Regions from separate parts of the Homo sapiens genome. Here regions 2 and 3 are each linked to region 1. A link is a loop called in an ENCODE intact Hi-C map of the cell type or tissue named here. Cell type or tissue: B cell. All regions are shown on one strand. Links, peaks and the distances in the headings refer to the core of each region. The heading gives the core; the rest is flanking DNA. Region 1 has its middle 410 kb from the start of KIF16B. Region 2 has its middle 490 kb from the start of KIF16B. Region 3 has its middle 500 kb from the start of KIF16B.

Region 1 (6,802 bases), core at 1,899-5,898:
TGAACTCCAGAGTGAAGAATGGGAAAGATGATAATGACAATGTGCTTCCTCCTTTAAGGGGAAAATGAGAAACACTCAGCTTTAGGGGTAGGTGGGGAGAAGAACCCACACTTCAAATGTTGCATTTCTAAGAGTCTATGGGGGGGTCAGATGGTGCTAGTACATCTAAAGGCAGCTTAGAATGAACATATCATCCCTGTCCCCAACATATTTTCCTCTCTGTGTTACCAGACACATGCTTTATAGATCCCTGAAAAGAGCACAAGATTCAAATATTTTGTCATCAATATTCTCTATTTTTGCCTTCAATTTCTATCCCATTAGAGATAAAAGTCTCATACAGTTGCTTCTGGCTAATTGCATCTCATTTATTTATTTGTTAATCTTTTAATAAAGAGGTGCTGCCCGAGGCAAGTGCAGATGAAAATGGTAATTTATTGTTTGGGTCAGGGAGGTTGGCTAAAGAAATCCGGAAAGAGCATAAACACTCATAACCTGGACTCAGTAATTCAGTGAATTTTCTGGATAAGACCATTGCCAAAAATACTTCCAAGGAGTTGGATTGTGGAGCATAGAGATCTACTGCTATAATGGACAAGGTTAAAGGTTGATTTCTTTCCCCATACAATTTTAATTCAGCTAGAACTAACACTTTATAGATTGCTTTCATAGATTTTTCTGGGGGGCTATTTTCAAAGAAGTCAAAGAATAGTTGGTTGTTGTTTTTATTTTTCAATAAAGCTAAGGCCCAGTTGATATGATGTAGTTTTTTCTAAATCTTAGACAGCATCTTTCTGCCTATTCTGTTGCTCAGATGTTGTCGTCTGTAGGAAAATAAAATGCCCCCCCTTCCTTTCACTCTTCCTCCTTCCTTATCGAATGCCTTCTAGGCATCCAGACAATCCATAGATTTGTTTCTATTCCTACATAAACTTACGAGAGTAATTGTGATTCTTCTTAATAAGGGTGGTGCAACCTATGTACCAGATGTTCAGAGAGGTTAGGTTCTTATCCAAAGACATCAGCTACTAAATGACTGAGGTGGGAATGAAATCCATGATCAATATGGATGTTTTGCATCCTGGGGGTCAGGGACTAGGCTATTTTGGTAGGTAGGAGTAAGGTACCCACAACAGACAAGAAGGTCCCAGGGAGAACTTTGGGTGATTCAGGTTACAGGATGGGGACCCTCTTTAAATGAGAAGAGATTCCTTTCTGTAGAGAGAACCTCAGAGATGCCTGTGACCCCAGGGGCTATCTGGACAGACATTGGTGAGGCCATCACAGCAGAGTACTCACTGTGCCCCTGGCAGTGTAGAAAGTTCCACAGTGTATTGCTTCATGTGGAGATCGTCTAGAATCCAAACCTTTGTGACCCTAAAGTATCAATTAATAAAAAATAAAAAGTTTTCAGACAAGTTGGCTAAATGTCCTTAAAGTGTTGAAATGGACATAAAATAGCAAAAGACACCACAAGGACAGATTTACAGAAGAGTGGAAATTTGATATTTAAAATATAAAGATAATTCAGAAGTGCCCTAGGCAAATGTGCTTAAAAATTATTAAAAAGCCAAGTAGATTTCAGAAAAAGATAGATAATGGAAAGGATTCAGAGAAGGATTAAATGTTGGATAACTTAATCATTAGACAACTAATTATTAGCAAACTAGCTTTAAGAATGAGCTCAAGTCCCGAAAGATTCCCTGGGTATTGGTCATGATCACGGCCAATACTCTGTCGGACTTCAAGTGATGATCAAATATTGCAAGATGATGATAAAGTCTTTAGAGATTCTATTGTTATGTGGGGAAATATCCGAATACCAGGATAATGAGCATAACTGTTACTTTTAGGTGGATGGTTTTTCTTGCTACAATTCCAGGGCAGGAGGGCTTATGTATTTGAGAAAAAAAAAGCAGTGTATTTTCCCCCAAATAGGAGAGTCATGTACTGAGCAGAGGGATGTAAAAGAGGTGAATGAATGTTATAGGACCATTGAGGCAGCAAGAGAGATGGGATGATGCTTAGCAGCTGCAGAGTGAGAAACTCTGGGAAGAAAAAGAGATGTCTAAAGATGAATTTTCAAAAGAATTCTATGACCTTGGTAATGCCCTTGTGCTACCCCTTTAAGGAAATCTAGAATAAAGAACGATTATTCTTCAAGTTTTAAAAGGCAGAGTTTTATTATTGTTGTTGCTGGATGCAAAGACAGGCCTCAAGTTTGCCTAGTTATAGTCAGGTTAGGATCTTTTAATTACTCTCCCTTTTAATGTCCAGAGCACTTATGAGTGAGAAGTGCCAGGAGAATTATTTATATTCTTTTGGGTAATATAAATGGGTAATTTATATTCATATTATAACCAGTAATGGGATTGTTGGGTCAAATGGTATTTCTGGTTCCAAATCTTTGAGGAATCACCACACTGACTTCCACAATGGTTGAACTAACTTACCCAAATGTCCATCAATGATAGACTGGATAAAGAAAATGTGGTACATATACACCATGGAATACTATACAGCCATAAAAAGGAATGAGATCATGTCCTTTGCAGGGACATGGATGAAGCTGGAAGCCATTATCCTCAGCAAACTAACACAGGAACAGAAAACCAAACACCGCATTTTCTCACTTAAAAGTGGGAGCTGAACAATGAGAACACATGGACACAGGGAGGGGAACAAACAACATTGGAGCCCGTTTGGGGAGGTAGGGAGAGCACTAGCTAAAAGAGCTAATGCATGCTAGGCTTAATACCTAGGTGATGGGTTGATAGGTGTAGCAAACCACCATGGCACACGTTTACCTGTGTGACAAACTTGGACATCCGGCACATGTACACCAGAACTTAAAAAAATTTTTAAAAAAAGTGCCAGGACAGCACATACAATGTGTTTCCAAATACCTTTGAATGGGAATGTGTCTGTGAACTGCTTCGTGCCACGACAACTACAAACCAGAGTACATAAACTGCTGGCTTGCTGATGTGCTATTTGAGCACTTTATGATTTTTTCTTAATTGAACCAAAAGATGAAGATCTGGAGATTTCACATTAAAATTGGATTTCAATGTCCAGTGAAAAACTGAAAGCTGTGGGAATAACTGGACCTGAGAAGTGGCTGTCCCCTAGCAGTGGGACATGTGCTCTCCAGCCAGCCACAGGCTCTAGATTCTTACTGCATTACCAGGCCTGTGTCATTCTTGATGCTCTGCCCCTGCAGGATCGACACTAAATTAGGCGCCTTGGGCACCAGGCACCTGGGCCTGTCTATTAATCATCATCACCAGGCAAAGCAGATGCTGAGGATGAAGCAAAAAATGCCTTCTTCTGAGGTTATTAGAGAATGAGGGAGAAACAAGGACTCCCCTGAATTAAACTTGAGTCTGGCAGTTTTGTACTGTGGCTGTAGGGGGAGAAGGAAGTGGGTGTGCTTGGGGGTTGTGGGAGGAAGCAGGTTTTGTGAAGTATAAAGCTCTCTGGAAGGGAATGATGAAGTGGGTTACAGCTAGGAAATAAAGATATATAAATATTTGATACAGAGTTCCAAAGCAGCAAGTAGGACGAGGACAGGACAATAAATAAAGATAAAAAAAGAGAAAGATGCTCTTGAAATGTATGCAAATCAAGCTTACCCAGTGTGAAAATGAGAAGTGATACACGAGGCTAAGAGTGCTGCGCATTGAATTTAAAATTTTCCTTGGGTATTTATGAGAACTGAGACACCTTGCCTAAATTTAGGCTGGAGGCTCCTCCAAGTATTGCTTCTTTTGCCTTTTGTGAGTCACAGCAGAAGGCTGGATAGGGGTGGAATTAGAGGAGCAGCAAACCCATTGTTGGCATCCTCTGCTGAAGAAAGCGGTAAGTTCCCTGGAGGCACCGACTCCCACGGGACAGTGTGCCTCTGCAGCTGGTGCAGCTGAGTGATTAGCTCAGCAGGACCTTGAATCCTGTTCCAACTTACCAAACAGAGTGAAAGTCCCTCTGCAGTCAGGAAACATTTCCAAGAGCCCAGCCTGTATGGAAGCAAGCCTCTCGAGAGCCAGTCCCCAAGGAGAAAGCATTTTCCTGTAGGACGCTTGGGCTCTCAGGCTGTCAAGAGTAGGGGGAACAGAGTTCTATGTTTAATCACTTGGGTACTGGAGAAATCATTTTGAGAAGAACTTGTGAAGGTCACAACCACTTAATTAAAGGAAGAAACTGCTCAGATGACCTTACTACATGCAGAAGGAATGCAGGTGAATTGAGATGGGTATAATTACAACTGCTGTCACTTCTATTATTTTAGCTCTCTGAGGAAAAAGAAGAGGAAGGTTAAATGTAATTTGGTTAAATATGGCTTCCGACTATCTACGGGGGGGCAGAAAAAAGCCTCTTAATTCTCTTAAATAATCCACGACTGAAACTGTCCCAAGTCTTGCTATGCCGAAACCTCAGTTGAGAGAATGACAGAGAAGGAATTATTTAATTTATATATTTACCCACTCACTTCTTTGAACTTTGTACTTCCTGAGGTCATACCACTTCTTCCTGCATCCAATCCACTGAGCCCTGCAGATCTTACCCTCTAAATATCTCCAAATGTGTTTACTTTCTCTCCTGCCCAGTGTTGTCAGCATATTCCTCTGCACTTAATCTATACTTCACACCTCAACTATTGTACTCTTTTCAAACTGAAAATCTGTCCCTTGAAATCCCTCAAGAACTTCTAATGGCTGTTTGGATAAAATTAGATAAAAATAAAACTCCCTAACATGCCCTACAGCCTTGCTACTTAAAGTGTGGTCCCTACACAAGCAATATGGGCATCTCTGGGGAACTTGTTAAGAATGGAGATATCAGTGCTTGCATTTTCACAAGATCTCCAGGTAATTCATAGGTATGTTAAAGTTTGGGAAATACTTACTGCAAGGCTCTGTGTTCTTCAGCAGCAACCTACCTGTTTAGCAAACCTGCACATTTGTGGGTCCCTGGGTAAGAATAGACATGGAGGCCCATATGCCCTATGCCTAAATATTTAAAAATAATAAATCAATCTAGCTGTTAAGATATATTCCATCCTTCTATCTTGACAAATATAACTTCACAATGATCTGGAGAGCCAGATTTCCTTAAGAATTCCTGGAATCCTTGTAGTTTCACACCACAACTTACCAAAGAAGCCTTAATCATGAATAGACATTCTACTTACCCATTCAACATTTGCCCACAGCTCATCACTTCTCAGGCCCAAGGGTACCTACCAAGTAGGATGGTCAATGTTTAGGAGGATTGAGCTGAGAAAGGGGTCACTCAGGCTTTGGAAGCAGGGTAGGGATACTTTGAAGAAGGAATTCTGTGTATCTTGTACCTGGAGAATGTTCTAGAAAGAGGGAAGCATGGACTCTAGAAAGAGGGAAGCATGAGAAGGCATCATCTCTTTAGCTCCAGAAGTTTCTTGCCACAGGGAGAGAAATGCGGCCGGTTGAAAGCCAGTGTGTGTTTGAGACCTCTCCTACGTAGGTTGAAGGCCATGGCTATTCTCTAAACTTTTCTTGAGTTGTAGCCTTCATCTCATGGCGACACAGGCATCCTGGTCTTTTTTTAGCCCCTCATCCTCACTCATTTTCTCTTTCTCTCTCAATGTAGGACCTTTGCATTTGTTCATCTTTCTAACCAGATATGTGTTTGCTCTTCAAGTTGTAGGCTTAATGCCACACATCCTAGAAATATCAGCTCAAGCATGCTTTTACAAAGGGAAGGCTTTCACAGCCTCTCTGATGAAGCCAAGTTTTCTAATTTTAGATTTGTATAATAACCTGTGTGGCACTTGTTACATGCATTTCTTATTTATCAATCTATTTATTTAATGCCCACTTTACCTACCAGAACATAAGCTCCGTTAGGGTAAGAACCATGATTGGCTTTGCTTTAGCATTGAGGACAGAGCTTTAACACATAACATGCGCCTGTAATCCCAGCACTTTGGGAGGCTGAGGCGGGTGGATCACCTGAGGTCAGGAGTTTGAGACCAGCCTGGCCAACATGGTGTAACCCCGTCTCTACTAAAAATACAAAAATTAGCTGGGCATGGTGGCAGGCACCTCTAATCCCAGCTACTCAGGAGCCTAAGGCAGGAGAATCGCTTGAACCCAGGAGGCGGAGGTTGCAGTGAGCCAAGATCATGCCATTGCCCCCCAGCCTGGGCAACAAGAGCGAGACTCCATCTCAAAAAAATTAAAAAAAAAACAACTAACAAACAACATGTGCTAATATGTATTTGCGGAATGATTTAATGAATGAAGATGGGATTCTTTTGACAGTGAGAATAACTAAACAGAATATGCAAGGTTTCCATGATTAAGCAGGAAAGTTTTCTTCTGTACTTCATATGGGCAAGGTCCAGTGGGTTATATAAAGCTCTGTGTTGTTGTCCAGAATGTGTGAGGTGACCTTTTGACAATGTGCAAAATGCATATAGGGTCTTGCTCTGTTTATTTCAGAAAATACCACTTTTTTCTTTTAAAGAAAGCCCTGTTCTCTGAAATTTCCCATTATTTTATCATTTTGCTTTGGAAATGTACTGTCTGCATTTTTACTAGATCCAGGTGTGGAGAAAAACAATTCCCTACATTCTTATATCTTGCAGTTTGTTTAAATTGATGTGATTTAAACTATTCACATTTTTAAGACTTTTTTTAGAGCAGTTGTAGGCTTGCAGCAAAATTGAGAGGAAGGTATAGAGATTTCCCATATACCTATGCCTAGGTATATATGCATGTATAGCTTCATACTCTAGCCATGTATAAGTAAATACACATCC
Region 2 (6,802 bases), core at 1,347-5,346, 74 kb after region 1:
AGCTGTAATTTTGTATCTTCTAACAAATCTCTTCCTATCCTTCCCAGCCTCTGGTATCATCTGCTCTACGTTTTACTTTTATGAAATTAACTTTTTTCAGCTTCTACATGTGAATGAAAATAGGCAGTGTTTGACCTTCTGTTCCTGCCTTATTTCACTTAACATAATATTCTCCAGTTCTATCTCTGTGTTGCTGTGCATAACAGGATTTCATTCTTTTTTATGACTGAATAGTATTCCATTGTGTAAATATACCACATTTTATGCATTCATTTATCTGTTTTTGGATACCTAGGTTGTGTTTATATCCTGGTTATTGTGAATAGTGCTGCAATAAACATGGGGGTGTAGATGTCTCCTCAATGTACTGATTTCCATTCTTTTGGATAAATGCCCTATAGTGGGATTGCTGGGTCATACGAGAGTTGTATTTGTAGTTTTTTGAGGAACCTCCATACTGTTCTCATAAAATCTGTGTGTTTACACTACCACCAATGGTGTATAAAAGTTTCCTTTAATCATTTGTTAAAACAATGATGTTGAGAATTATTTCATATGTTTGTTGGCCATTTGTATGTCTTCTTTTGGCAATGTCTGTCCAGATCATTTGCCCATTTTTAAATTGGATTGTTTGTGTGGTTTTTGCTGTGGAGATGTTTGGGTTCCTTTTATATTCTGAATATTAATCTCCTGTTAGGTGAATACTTTGGAAATATTTTCTCCCATTCAATAGGTTGTCTTTTCACTTTGTTGATTGTTTCCTTTGCTGTACAGAAGATTTTTTGTTTAATATAATCTCATTTGTTTTTGCTTCTGTTGACTGTGCATTTGCAGTCTTATTCATAAAATCTTTCCCTAGACCAATGTCCTGAAGCATTTCTCGAATCTTTTCTTGTGGTATTTTTATAGTTTCAGGTCATACATTTAGGCCTTCAATCAATTTTGAGTTGATTTTTACATTGGGTGAGAAATAGGAGTCTAGTTTTATTCTTCCACATATGAATATACAGTTTTCCCAGCACCATGTATTGAAGAGAGTGTCCTTTCTCTAATGAATGTTCTTGGTGCTTTTGCCAAAACTAGTTGGCTGTAGATATATGGATTAATTTTTGGGTTCTGTATTCTGTTCTATTGGTCTATGCATCTGTCTTTATGCCAGAACAATGCTGTTTTGGTTACTATACTTTTGTAGCATATTTTGAAGGCTGACACTATCATGCCTCTAGCTTTGTTCTTTTTGCTTAGGATGACTTTGGCCATTCAGGGTCTTCTGTGGTTCCATATGAATTTTAGTATTTTTTTTTCAATTTCTGTGAAGAATGTCAATGGTATTTTATTGGGGATTGCATTGAATCTGTGTATGGCTTTGGACAGCATGGTCATTTTAAAAATATTAATATTTCTGATCTACAAGCATGGAATGTCTTTCCATTTGTATTTTCTTCAATTTCTTTTATCAATGTTTTATAGTTTTTCCTTGTAGAGGTCTTTCATCCCCTTGGTTAAATTTATTCCTAGAATGTTATTTTATTTTTGCTATTATAAATGGGATTATCTTTTTTATTTCTTTTTCAGTAGTTTGTTGTACATGTACAGAAACACTACTCATTTTTACATTTGATTTTGTATCTTGCTACTTTCCTAAATTTGTTTCACAGTTCTAAGAGTTTTTTTCATAGAGTTTTTAGGTTTTTCTATATGTAAGATCATGTGATCTGCAAACAAAGACAATTTGGCTTCCTCATTTTAAATTTGGATGTCCTTTATTTCTTTCTCTTGCCTAATTGCTCTGTCTAGGACTTCAAGTACTATATTAAATAAGAGTGGGGAAAATAGCCAGTCTTGTTTCAGTTCTTAGAAGAAACGCTTTCAGTTTCTCTCTGTTTGGTTTGATGTTAGCTGTGGGTTTAATCAGATATGGGTTTTAATTTATTGCGATACTTTCCTTTTATGCCTAGTTTATTGAGAGTTTTTAATCACAAAGTAATGTTGAATTTTATCAAATGCTTTTTCTGATCTATTGAGATGATTGTATGGTTTTTGTCTTTCTTTTTGTTTATGTGATATATCACATTTATTGATTTTTATATGTTGAGCTAGGCATACATCACTGGAATAAATCTCACTTGATCATGGTGTATTATTTTTCTAGTGTTTTGTTGGATTTGGATTGCTAGTATTTTGATGAGGATTTTTGCTTCTATATTCCTCAATGATATTGGTCTGCAGTTTTCTTTTTTTGTTGGGTCCATGTCTGGTTTTGGTATCAGGGCTATGCTGGCCTCATGGATGAATTAAAAATAATCTCCTCTTTAATTTTTTGGAATAGTTTGAAAATAATTGGTATTAATTCTTCTTTAAAAGTTTGGCAGAATTTAACAGTGAAGCCATTCAGTCCTAGACTTCTTTGTTGGGAAATTTTTTATTACTGATTTAATCTCATAATTGTTATTGGTATATTCGGGTTTTCTATATCTTTTTGGTTCAATCTTTGTAGGTTGTATGTATCCAGGAATTTATTCATTTCCCCTATATTTTTCCTGTTTTTGAAATATAGTTGTTCATAATAGTCTTTAGTGATCCTTTGTATTTCTGTAGTACTTGTTTTGATGTCTTCTTTTTCATTCCTGATTTTGTTTATTTGGGTCTCTTTTCTTAGTCTAGTTAATGGTTTGTTGATTCTGCTAATCTTTTCAGAAAACAAATTTTGTTTCACTGATTTTTTAAATCTCAATTTTGCTTATTTCTCTTCTGATCTTGATGATTTCTTACCTTCTACTTATTTTGAGTTTGATTTGTTGTTGCTTTTCTAGTTCCTTGAGATGCATCATTAGCTTGTTTGAAATCATTTCTTTTTTGATGTAAGTTTTCTCTTTTTTTGCCATAAACTCACCCCTGAATACTATTTTTTGCTGGGTCCCATAGGTTTTGGTACGTTGTGTTTCTAGTTTCATTTACTTCAAAAAAAATTTAAATTTTCTTCTAATTTCTTACTTTACACAGTGGTGATTTGGAAGCAAGTTGTTTGATTTTCATGTATTTCTATAGTTCTGAATGTTTCTCTTGTTATTGATTTCTAGTTTTATTCTATTGTGATCAGATAAGCTACTTGATGTGATTTTAACTTTTAAAATTTTTTGAGGCTTGTTTTGTGTCCTAACACATGGTCAGTCCTGAAGAATCTTCCATGTGCTAATGAAAAGAATGTGTATTCTGCAGCTGTTGAGTGAAATGTTCTGTACATGTCTATTAGGTCTATTTGGTCTATGATGTAGATTACGTCCAATGTTTACAGATTTCTGTCTAGATGATCTGTCCATGCTAAGAGTGGAGTGTTGAAGTCTCCACCTATTACTTGTTGTGTTTATCTCTCCCTTTGGTCCTAATAATATTTCCTTAATATATCTGGGTGCTCTGCCTTGGGATGCATATATATTTACAATTGTATGTTCTTGCTCAATTGATTCCTTCATTATTACATGTTGCATTTCTTTGTCTTTTTTTTTTTACAGCTTTTGACTTAAAGTCTGTTTTATCTGATATAAATATTGCCACTCTGCTCATTTTTTGTTTCTGTTTGTGTGCAATGTTTTTTTTCCATCTCTTCACTTTCAGTCTATGTATGCCTTTACAGATGAAGTGATTTTCTTGTAGACAGTATATAGTTGGGCCCTTTTTTAAATCCATTCAGCCAATCTATATTTTTAATTGGGGAATTTAATCAATTTCCCTTCAAAGTTATTATTGATAGGTGAGGACTTACTCCTGTCATTTTATTAACTTTTTCCTGGTTGTTTTGAGTATCCTTTGTTCCTTACTTCCTTTTTTACTATTTATTTTTATAGCTTGGTGGTTTTCTGTAGTGGTAAGTTTTGCTTCCTTTTTCTTTCTCTTTTGTGACTCTACCAGTGAGTTTTATAATTTTACATGTTTTCATGATAGTGTTATTTTTTTTTATTTCTGAATATAAGACTCTCTTGAGCATTTCTAAAGGGAGAAGAACTTCTAGTAAGACTGGTCTAGTGGTGATTAATTTCCTGAGTTTTTGCTTGTATGTCTGTAAAAGATTGTATTTCTCCTTCATTTCTGATGGATATATTTGCTGGATTTATTATTGGCTGACTTATTTTTTCTTTCAGTACTTTGACTATACCATTCCATTTTCTTCTGACATGTAAAATTTCTGCTGAAAATGTTGTTCTTAGTTTAATAGAGATTCACTTATATGTGACTTGACACGTTTTTCTTGTTGTTTTTAGTATTCTTTGTTTTTGACCTTTAACAATTTGATTATAGTGTGCCTCACAGAGGACCTGTTTGGTTTGAATTTATTTAAGGACCTTTGAGCTTCCTGGATCTGGATGTCCATCGCTCTCCCAATACTTGAGTAATTTTCAGCTATTATCTTACTAAATGTTTTTTTATCTTTTTGTTCTCTTCTCTATGACTCCCATAATGCAAAAAATGGTTCACTTAATTGTGTTCTATAAATCCTGTAGGCTTTCTTTATTCTCTTTTATTTATTTAGTTTGCCTAAGTTATTTCAAAAGACCTGTCTTCAAGTTCAAAAGTTATTATTTTTTGCTTTATCTAGTCTATTGTTGAAGCTCTTTAATGTATTTATTTCATTGATAGAATTCTTTAGCTGTAGGGTTTTTTTGGTTCTTTTGTTAATGATATCTGCTGAATTTCTCAATCAAATCATGAATTGTTTTTCTGATTTTGTTAAATTGTCTATTTATATTCTCTTGTATCTCATTGAACTTTCTTAAGATTATTATTTTGAATTCTTATTCTGGCATTTTGCATATTTTCTTATGATTGGGATCTGTTATTGAAGAGTTATTGTATTCCCTTGGAGGTGTCACATTTCCTTGCTTTTTCATATTTGATGTGTTCCTACACTGATTTCTATGTGTCCAATAAAACAGTCACTTCTTCCAATTAGATGGAATAGGTTTTGTAGGGAGATATTTATTCATATGGATAGGTGGTATCAGGTGAGTGGATGCATGGTTTTGGTTCTAGTTGGGTATACTAGTGTCGTCTTCATGTAGTTTCTTCAGCTATAATCCATGATATGACAGTAATCTTTGCAAGTGTCTTGGTGACCTAGGCTGCTAAAGTTTTTTTGGTGGTGGTGGCATGACTTTGCTGGTGATGGGCTTGCTGAGTTATTTCTCAAGTCAGGGATCTGTGCATGCACACAGCGGGTTGGACAACTTGGGATCTGGCTTGCTGAAGTTGGAGCCTTGGGGTTGTTACTGTGTCAGAGGGCTGCCTCACTGGCTTGGAGGTGTGTCTGCCTGGGATGGGACCGCTGGACTGTTCCCTGGCCCAGAGTGTAGCACATAGCTTCTCCACCAGCCTGGGGGCATGTCTGTCAGGAGTGGGCCCACAGGGCTCTTTCTCAAGCCATGCAGGTGGGTATGTGACTACCTGGCTGACCTGTGGGCATGTCCATTGGGCTGTTTTTTAGGCCCTAGGAGTGGGCACAGGGCCACTGGGCAGGCCTGAGGGCATGTCCTCCAGGAATGGGCCCCCAAGGCTGTTTCTCAGGCACTGGGTGTGGTGTGTCATTGCTCATTCAGCCTAGGGGTATGTCTGACAGTGGTGGCTTGTGGGCTAGCTCAAGGGCAGGTTCACCCTGAGCAGGACTGCCAGACTGTTTCTCCAGCTGGAAGTGTAGGCGGTGGGCGGGGGGGTAGGTTTCCCTGCTGTATAGAACCAGAGTCACAGCCAATTTGGGGTCTAGGCTTTATGTAGCCAGAGTTGTGGCATTCAGCTACCCATGTGGGCTTGGCAGAGTGAAGATAGACCCTCTGGGCTGGAGAGGTGCAGTGGCTATTGGCTTCCAAGCAGGGTATATCCCAGAGGTGGCTCTGGTATCACAGTGGTGCTCTCTTGTAGCAGTTTATCTCAAAGGGGGTAGATGGGAGATAGATAGGGAGTGCACACCTTATGCTTCTAATTTAGAGCAATATAGCTGTGTGAATTCCTGGTGGCTCCCTAAATTGGGCTAAGGGCTGGTGAAGACTGTGGGCATTCTTCTGTAGCAAGGACTGCAGGTGTTGCAGTGACAATGGGGGCTGGTAGGAATCTTCTGCTTACCTTTGTTCTGCAAGGGAAGTCCCTCCTGACTCTGGGACAATCTGGACAAGAGAGACGGGACAGCAAAGGCAGGGTGCCTCCATGCTGGGCAATCACCACAAGTACCTCTCTATATCTGCCTTTGCACTCCAGCACTCTTTCATTCAACACTTCAATCACATCTTAGCTGTTTATTTGTTGCCTTGGTCCTGTCCTGTGAGGGAGACCAGTGCCAGGTGCCTCCAGTCAGCTGTCTTGCTGACTCTGATTCTTTCTGAATGCCTCGTTTTGTTTGGTCTGCATGCCTGGGTTAAAATTTTTGTGAGAACTCTTACTTTAGTTTCATTTTGGTTTGGTTATGCACATCTGTAAATAATGTGGGTCTTTTATTTTTCTTCCTGCTTGTTTCTGAAAATATTCTAAGAGCAAAGATAAACATTCTAAATAAGGGATGTGAGGTGGCCAATTAAAAGCCACTAAGGTAGTGCCATCATCTAAAACACTAGTCCAAACCCCCAACATTCCCTGCCAGAGTTTATAGGATTTTATCTCAAGAGAGTAATAAAAAGTGGAATGGAATCCTCAAATTCTGAAGGCATACAAGGTACAGCCTTCTTTCAGGGATTCCAGCTGGCTATATATGGCTCATTCTTGTGCACATTCTTAAGCTGATAGGCAAATTGCATCAATAAAAATTTGGTTTCTGTTTTTG
Region 3 (6,802 bases), core at 1,460-5,459, 89 kb after region 1:
GGCTATCTATTGGTTATTCTTCAGATCTCAGCTTAAGTGTCCTCCAGGGCCTTGCTACTCAAAATATGATTCCTATACTACCGCTCCAATCCTATTTAACTGACTCTCTGTTTAACACAATCCACTGGTGATTCAGATGAATGATAAAGTTTGGATACCTTCAGGGAACCTGTCCTGACCTCTCAGACCAGATCACATACACTGTCTTCTCCATTAGACTACAAATTCATGAGGGAAGGGACATCTCTGTCTCATTCTTAATAGGCTGTGAACACTAAGTATGGTACCTGACAAAGTGTAAAGGCTGAATAAATACTTGCGTGGGTGAATGGACAAACCTAGATTACATGAGGTTAAATCAGGCAGACTGTGGTGGATGTGGTTGCTACTCTAGCCCATAGCCCCATGACCCATCTGAGTTCACCTGAAGTTGCCCCTCTCAGGACAGTCTCAGCTAAACACTTCAATTCCTGGTAACTCTTCTTTTATGCCTAAGGCCTTTCTAAGAGTTTGAAAACTTAAGTTGAAATGATTCTCAAAATTCAGTGGACATCAGAATTCAATGGAAAGCTTTTAAAAATACAGATTGCTGGGCTCCACCCTCAGGTATTCTGAATCAGTAGGTCTTAGATGAAACCCAAGACTGCATTTCTAACAAGTTCCCAGGGGATGCTGTGGCTGCTGGTGGTGGTCTGGCAATCACAGTTTGAGAACCACTTTTCTGAAAGTCTTAGCCAGAGCAATCAAGTAAGAGAAAGAAAGGGCATCCAAATAGGAAAAAAAAGAAGCCAAATGATCTCTCTTCGCAGTCTATATGATTCTATACCTAGAAAACCCTAAAGACTCCACCAGAAGTCTCCTGGAACTAATAAACGACTTCAGTAAAATTTCAGGATACAAAATCAATGTACAAAAGTCAGTAGCATTTCTATATACCAATAATATTCAAGCTGAGAGCCAAATCAAGAACACAACTCTATTTACAATAGCTGCCTATACATACATACATACATACATATATACATACATACATACATACACACCTAGGAATATATCTAACCAAGGAGGTGAAAGATCTCTACAAGAAGAACCACAAAACCCTGCTAAAAGAAATTATAGTTAACACAAACAAATGGAAAAGTATTCCATGCTCATGGATTGGAAGAATCAATAGAATTAAAATGAGCACACTGCCCAAAGCAATCTACAGATTTAATGCTATTCCCATCAAACTACCGATGTCATTTTTCACAGAACTATAAAGAACTTTCTAACATTCATGTGGAACCAAGAAAGAGCCTGAATAGCCAATGCAATCCTAAGCAAAAAGAACAAAGCCAGAGGCATCACATTATCTGACTTCAAACTATACCACAAGGCTACAGTAACCAAAATAGCATGGTACTGGTACAAAAACAGACACATAGACCAGTGGAACAGAATAGAGAACCCAGAAATAAAGCTGCACACTTACAGCCATCTGATCTTTAACAAAGTCAATGAAAATGATAATAACCAATGGAGATATTCAATAAATGGTGTCGGGACAACTGGCTAGCCACATGCAGAAGAATAAAACTGCACACCTACCTTTTGCCACATACAAAAATTAACTCAAGATGGAATAAAGATTTAAATTTAAGACCTTAAACTATAGGAATACTAGTAGAAAACCTGGGAAACACCATTCTGAACATCAGCCTTGGGAAAGAATTTATGACTAAGTCCCCAAAACCAACTGCAACAAAAACAAAAACTGACAAGTGGGACCTAATTAAGATAAAGAGCTTCTGCATGGCAAAAGAAACTATCAACAGAGTAAACAGACAACCTACAGAATGAGAGAAAATATTCACCAACTGTGCATCTCACAAAGGTCTAATATGCAGTATCTATAGGGAATTGAGCAGGTGAAAAACAAATAACCCCATTAAAAATTACATGAATGAACACTTCTCAAAATAAAACAAATAAGTGTCCATAAGCATATGAAAAAAAAACCCAACATCACTAATCATTAGAGAAATGTAAGTCAAAACCATAGTGAGATACCATCTCACACCAGTCAGAATGGCTATTAAAAAGTCAGAAAACAACAGATGCTGGTGAAGCTGCAGAGAAAAGGGAATGTTTATACACTGTTGGCAGAAGGTAAGTTAGTTCAGACACTGTGGAAAGCAGTTTGGAGATTTCTCAAAGAGTTTAAGACAGAATTAGTATTCTACCCAGCAATCCCATTACTAGATATATATCCAAAATAAAATAAATCATTCTCCCAAAAAGACACCAGCAACAGTGGATTAGATAATGAAAATGTGGTACATATATACCATGGAATACTATGCAGCCATTAAAAAGAATGAAATCCTGTCCTTTGCAGCAACATGGATGCATCTGGAGGCCATTATCCTACGCAAATTAATGCAGGAACAGAAAACAAAATATAACATGTTTTCACTTATAAGTGGGGGCTAAACACTGGGATTCATGGACATAAAGATGGCAACAATAGATACTGGGGACTACAAGAGCAGGAAGAGGTGGGGAGGGCAAGGGTTAGAAAACTAACTATTGTGTGCTATGCTCAGTACCTGGGTGAAGGGTTCAATCATATCACAAACCTCAGCAACACACAATATACCCAGGTAACAAACAAGCATATGTACCCCCTACCTAAAATAAAAGTTGAAATTACTTTTTTAAAAAAGAACCACATTTCAGTGAGGTAGCTCAGCTACTCAGAAATATAATTTGGATGTTTAGGAGAGTTCATGTCCCCTGGGAACCCTCAATCAATGAGGAATTGAAGTCATTGGATAAATGCGCTTCTACTTCCTGGACATCACATGGGATGACTCTGAAGTATGAAGTATGTCTTACCCAGTTTCCCCAAGGGTCCCCAATAGTATTGACCCCCAGCCTCTCACTAATGTTCCCTTTATTGGGTTCCATTTTTTCCTTTCACCCATTTCTGTTTCATGAGATCTCCTCACACATAAGCTATCTGTACCCACATCCTTGTCTCAGACTCTGCTTTGAAAGAAACCTTACTTGGTCAAAGTCTTATATCCAAATCTTTCTAAGTCTCTTGACTTGAATCATTGATTTTCCCTGGTATATTCCCACTGCACCTTGTAGGGAGCTCAGAGAAGTAAAACTCCTCAACTGAGACACAGGGAGGTGGTTGCAATGTGTGCTCACAACATGGCTTACTTCCCTTTTGTGGCATTCATCAAAAGTATATTTTTAACTAGTGATGTAATTAAGTGTTTAACATCTGTCTTTCCCACTAGACTTTGAAGTCTTGACCTTTCCTGTTTACTACAATATCTTCTGTGTCTAAAACCATACTTGTCAAATAGTAGGCATTCATTGAATATTTGGAATGAGTGACATAATGAATTCATATATCAGTTAATATTAGTACCTCATATTTATAAAGCTGTTTACAAAGCACGTTACCATAAGTTTCCATCTTATTCTTCAAGACCATGAGAATCAGAATAGACATTGTTATTAAAATTTCTCTAGAATTTATCAAGCGGCTGTTATGTTCCAAGCTCTTTGCTAGGGGCTGGTATACAGAGGTGTACAAGACTATGCTTCTCAAATGTCAACAGGCAGTCAAATCACCTGGGAATCTTGTTAAAGCGCAGGTTCTAATTCAGTATGGCTGGGATGGAATCTGCAAGTCTGTGGGTCTAACAAGTTCTCAGCTGATGCTTATTTAAGCTGCTGGTCTGGAGATTACACTTTCAGAAGAAACGATCTAACAGCAAGGTTCTCAACCGTGATTACACATTGGAATTTACTGGGAGCTTTAAAAATACTGAGACCTGGGTCCCAAACCCAGCAACTCCAGCTTAGTTGGAGTGGGATTTTTGAAAACTTGCCAGGTGATTCTAATTTCCATCCAACTGATCCAGGATAGTGGTTCTGATATCTCAGTGTGCACCAGACTTTCCTGGAGAGCTTGTCAAAACACATGTTATTGGGCCCCAACCCCAGAACATCTGATTCAGTAGGTCTGAGGCAGGGCCTGGGAGTTTGCTTTTCTAAAAATTTCCCAGATGATGTTGATGATGTTGGTCTGAGAAGCACTAGTCTAGAAGCAAAGAGAGGCAAGTAAATAGGTGAGCTGCAGTAAAATGGGGGCAAACAGCAGAACGGTGTACAGATTTCCAAGATAATGCTGATACTATTGGTCTGAGAAGCACTAGTCTAGAAGCAAAGAGAGTCAAGTAAATAGACGAGCTGCAGTAAAATATGGGCAAACAACAGAACTGTGTACAGACATAACGAGAGAGAGGACCCAGGGTTAGAAAGGGCTTCATGGTCAAGGTGGTGTCTGAGTTGGGTTTAGAAGGACAAGTCAAATGGGAGGACTCATGAGAAGCACAATTTTAGCCAGAGAAAATATGTACAAAGATATACACAGATGAATGGGCAGGGTGCATCTAGGGGACTATGAAGCTTGAGACTGCGAAGGCATCAACTCAGAGCAAGGCAGTTACTGCTGGGCACTAGATATGATCAATAGGCTAGAACCAAGCCACGAAGGAGAGGTATTCCATGCAATTCTTAGACTTCATTCTCAAAACAACAGGGAGTCAGTGAATGGGAGAGCTAAGGTCACTGAGGTAATAGCCTGGAGGATAGTGACTGTGTGTCTAAGAAATGATAGATGCACCCAGGAATAATTGGAACATCTCAGGATGGAGACAGTGAGTGTATAAGCCCAGGTAGTGAACATCCATGAGAAGGCAATGCGATGAACAGAAACCAGAGTGTCAATCTGATGGCAATACCAACCTGATGGAGTTGGGGTCAGGAAATGTTGGCTTAATTAACCAAATTGATGGCAGCACCAAATAAACTTGGAGGAAGGTGTTTGGGAGTGGAGGGGGGAAGAGGATGGAGGAGGTGAGAAAGATTTGTGTATATTGGGAATATCTGGTGGGCAATTAGATATACAGCTCTGTAGCTTGACGGGGTGGGGGGTCCAAGCAGATAATAATTTAAATAGTGGGAGTGGTCAGATTGTACAAAAAGAAAATACAGAGTGAAAAGAAGACCCAGGGAGTAGTTAAAGCTATGTTTTAAACACTATGGTTGCATTTAAAAATACCCCCAAACTTTGAGGTTAAAAGGAATAAGGATCATTTCTTTTGCTCATAAACCTGCCATTTGGGCAGGGATCAGTGGGTACATTGCTACTCCATATACTTTCAGTTGGTGCAACCTGATGGGAGACAGAGAATCCCCTTCCAAGATGGATCTGGGGAGTTTTTAGACATACAGCTCACTTATGTGGCTGGTAGGTTGACGCTGGCTGTCAGCTGAGAGCTCTGCAGGGCCAAGGGGCAAATGGCCCCCATGGCCTCTCCACGGATGATGCTTGGGCTTCCTCCCAATATGGTGGCTGGGTCCCAAGAGAACCATGAGGAAACTGCCTCACGTTTTATGACTTACCCTTAGAAGTCACAGTATTACTTCTTGGTATTGGAAGCCCAGCCTAATTTAAAAAGAGGGCATGCAGGCCCTACCTTGCAATGGGAGGAGAGTCAAAGTCACATTGTGAGGACAGAGATATCTTTGGAAGATACACCTGCTACACCCTATGTTTTGGGGGAAGTCTGAGGAAGAGAACTAGTCCAGATATTGTAATGACAAGTCTATGCCTGGGCTACTCCAAGGGTGAGCCACAGAGCAGCAGCACCTGGTGCTTATTAGCGATGCAGACTCTCAGCCCAGCCTCGGGGACTGGAGTCTAATAGGATTCCCAGGTGAAGCATCTGCACAATAGATTTGAGGAATAGTTCTCTATACCACATTAGCTCCTCTGGCTGCGGATGTCCAGGGTCCAGGGCATCATCCCAGACCTCAAGTGCTTTGTAATGTCCCCTCGTGCCTTCTCTCCAAGTCCACTACACAAGATGTGTCAAAACTGCATTCCACAGAGACACCTCAGAGGCAGGTGCAAGGGTTTATGAAGCGGTGTGTACACACTTCCTTCATGCTCTAATCACTGGCAGGACTTTGCAGGGAGAGCATTTTTCTAGGACATGGCAAACATCCTCTGACAACAGGCTAGTCCCAGCTGACCTGCAGACGGGCACTTGGAGAGAGCTCCTCAGTTCATTACCTTCCTTCTCAATGCCTCAGCCCAGGCTTTCAGGAAAACACAATGTACTTGAAGCGCCTTTGGAAGTCCCATTAACCCTTATGGGCCAGGACACAGACCCTCAGGCCATCTGCCCCTAGCAACAGATTAAAAAAAAGAAAAGAGCTTCTGTTGTCATTTGTCAGAGTTTTGTACAACAAAGGAACTAGAGACACTTCATTTGGAACAAATAAAAACCTCCGGCCCCTTCTGCATGCTGATATATGAAGGTCACTAGTCAATTACAGATACTCCGGACCTAAAGACTGATGCCACCAAACATTCAGCATCTGATCCTCTGTGTCTATTTACTCAGTAATAATTTTTGAGCTCTGATCCTGTGCCATGCACTGGGATGCGATAGCTAGCAGGCCACCTCCCTGCATGGGGTGGGGATAGAAGCCACATGTTAGAGTGACTAAATCAGGTTGGTGGCATTCAGCCTCACCAGCCTTTTCCAAGGCTGAGTTCTTTAAACTCACAATCATTGCCCCTGGGCTCTGCAGTTGTGAGGCTGTGAATGGTGGGCTTGGCAGAGACTGGCCTTTAAGTGTCTTGGCCTCTGAGATGAGAGCCTGTGCTGGCCAGGCCTTCCCAGCCTTGTCCTGAGTGATGACGGAGCACCTGCTTAAGGGACAG

The links. Hi-C counts contacts between places; a loop is a spot of excess contacts. Peaks named below come from ENCODE experiments on the same cell type or tissue, not always from the same donor. Only the 100,000 strongest peaks of a DNase experiment are listed, where the experiment ranks them.
Region 2: a loop joins it to region 1, with 2.8 times the contacts of the local background. A loop is called at or near these places in 1 of 110 quality-filtered maps.
Region 3: a loop joins it to region 1, with 8 times the contacts of the local background. A loop is called at or near these places in 1 of 110 quality-filtered maps.

The regions. Positions count from the first base shown.
Region 1 is chr20:16,155,702-16,162,503 of GRCh38, reverse strand. No RefSeq gene overlaps it. Among named protein-coding and RNA genes, the nearest start is that of KIF16B, 410 kb to the left of the region's middle. In B cell, for the core only: a CTCF peak has its summit at 3,404; a DNase peak (open chromatin) is centred at 3,753; H3K4me3 peaks cover 1,298 bases; H3K27ac peaks cover 2,957 bases.
Region 2 is chr20:16,080,911-16,087,712 of GRCh38, reverse strand. No RefSeq gene overlaps it. Among named protein-coding and RNA genes, the nearest start is that of KIF16B, 490 kb to the left of the region's middle. In B cell, for the core only: no CTCF peak of the experiment used is centred there; a DNase peak (open chromatin) is centred at 3,822; H3K4me3 peaks cover 2,439 bases; H3K27ac peaks cover 1,830 bases.
Region 3 is chr20:16,066,002-16,072,803 of GRCh38, reverse strand. No RefSeq gene overlaps it. Among named protein-coding and RNA genes, the nearest start is that of KIF16B, 500 kb to the left of the region's middle. In B cell, for the core only: no CTCF peak of the experiment used is centred there; a DNase peak (open chromatin) is centred at 3,143; H3K27ac peaks cover 1,654 bases.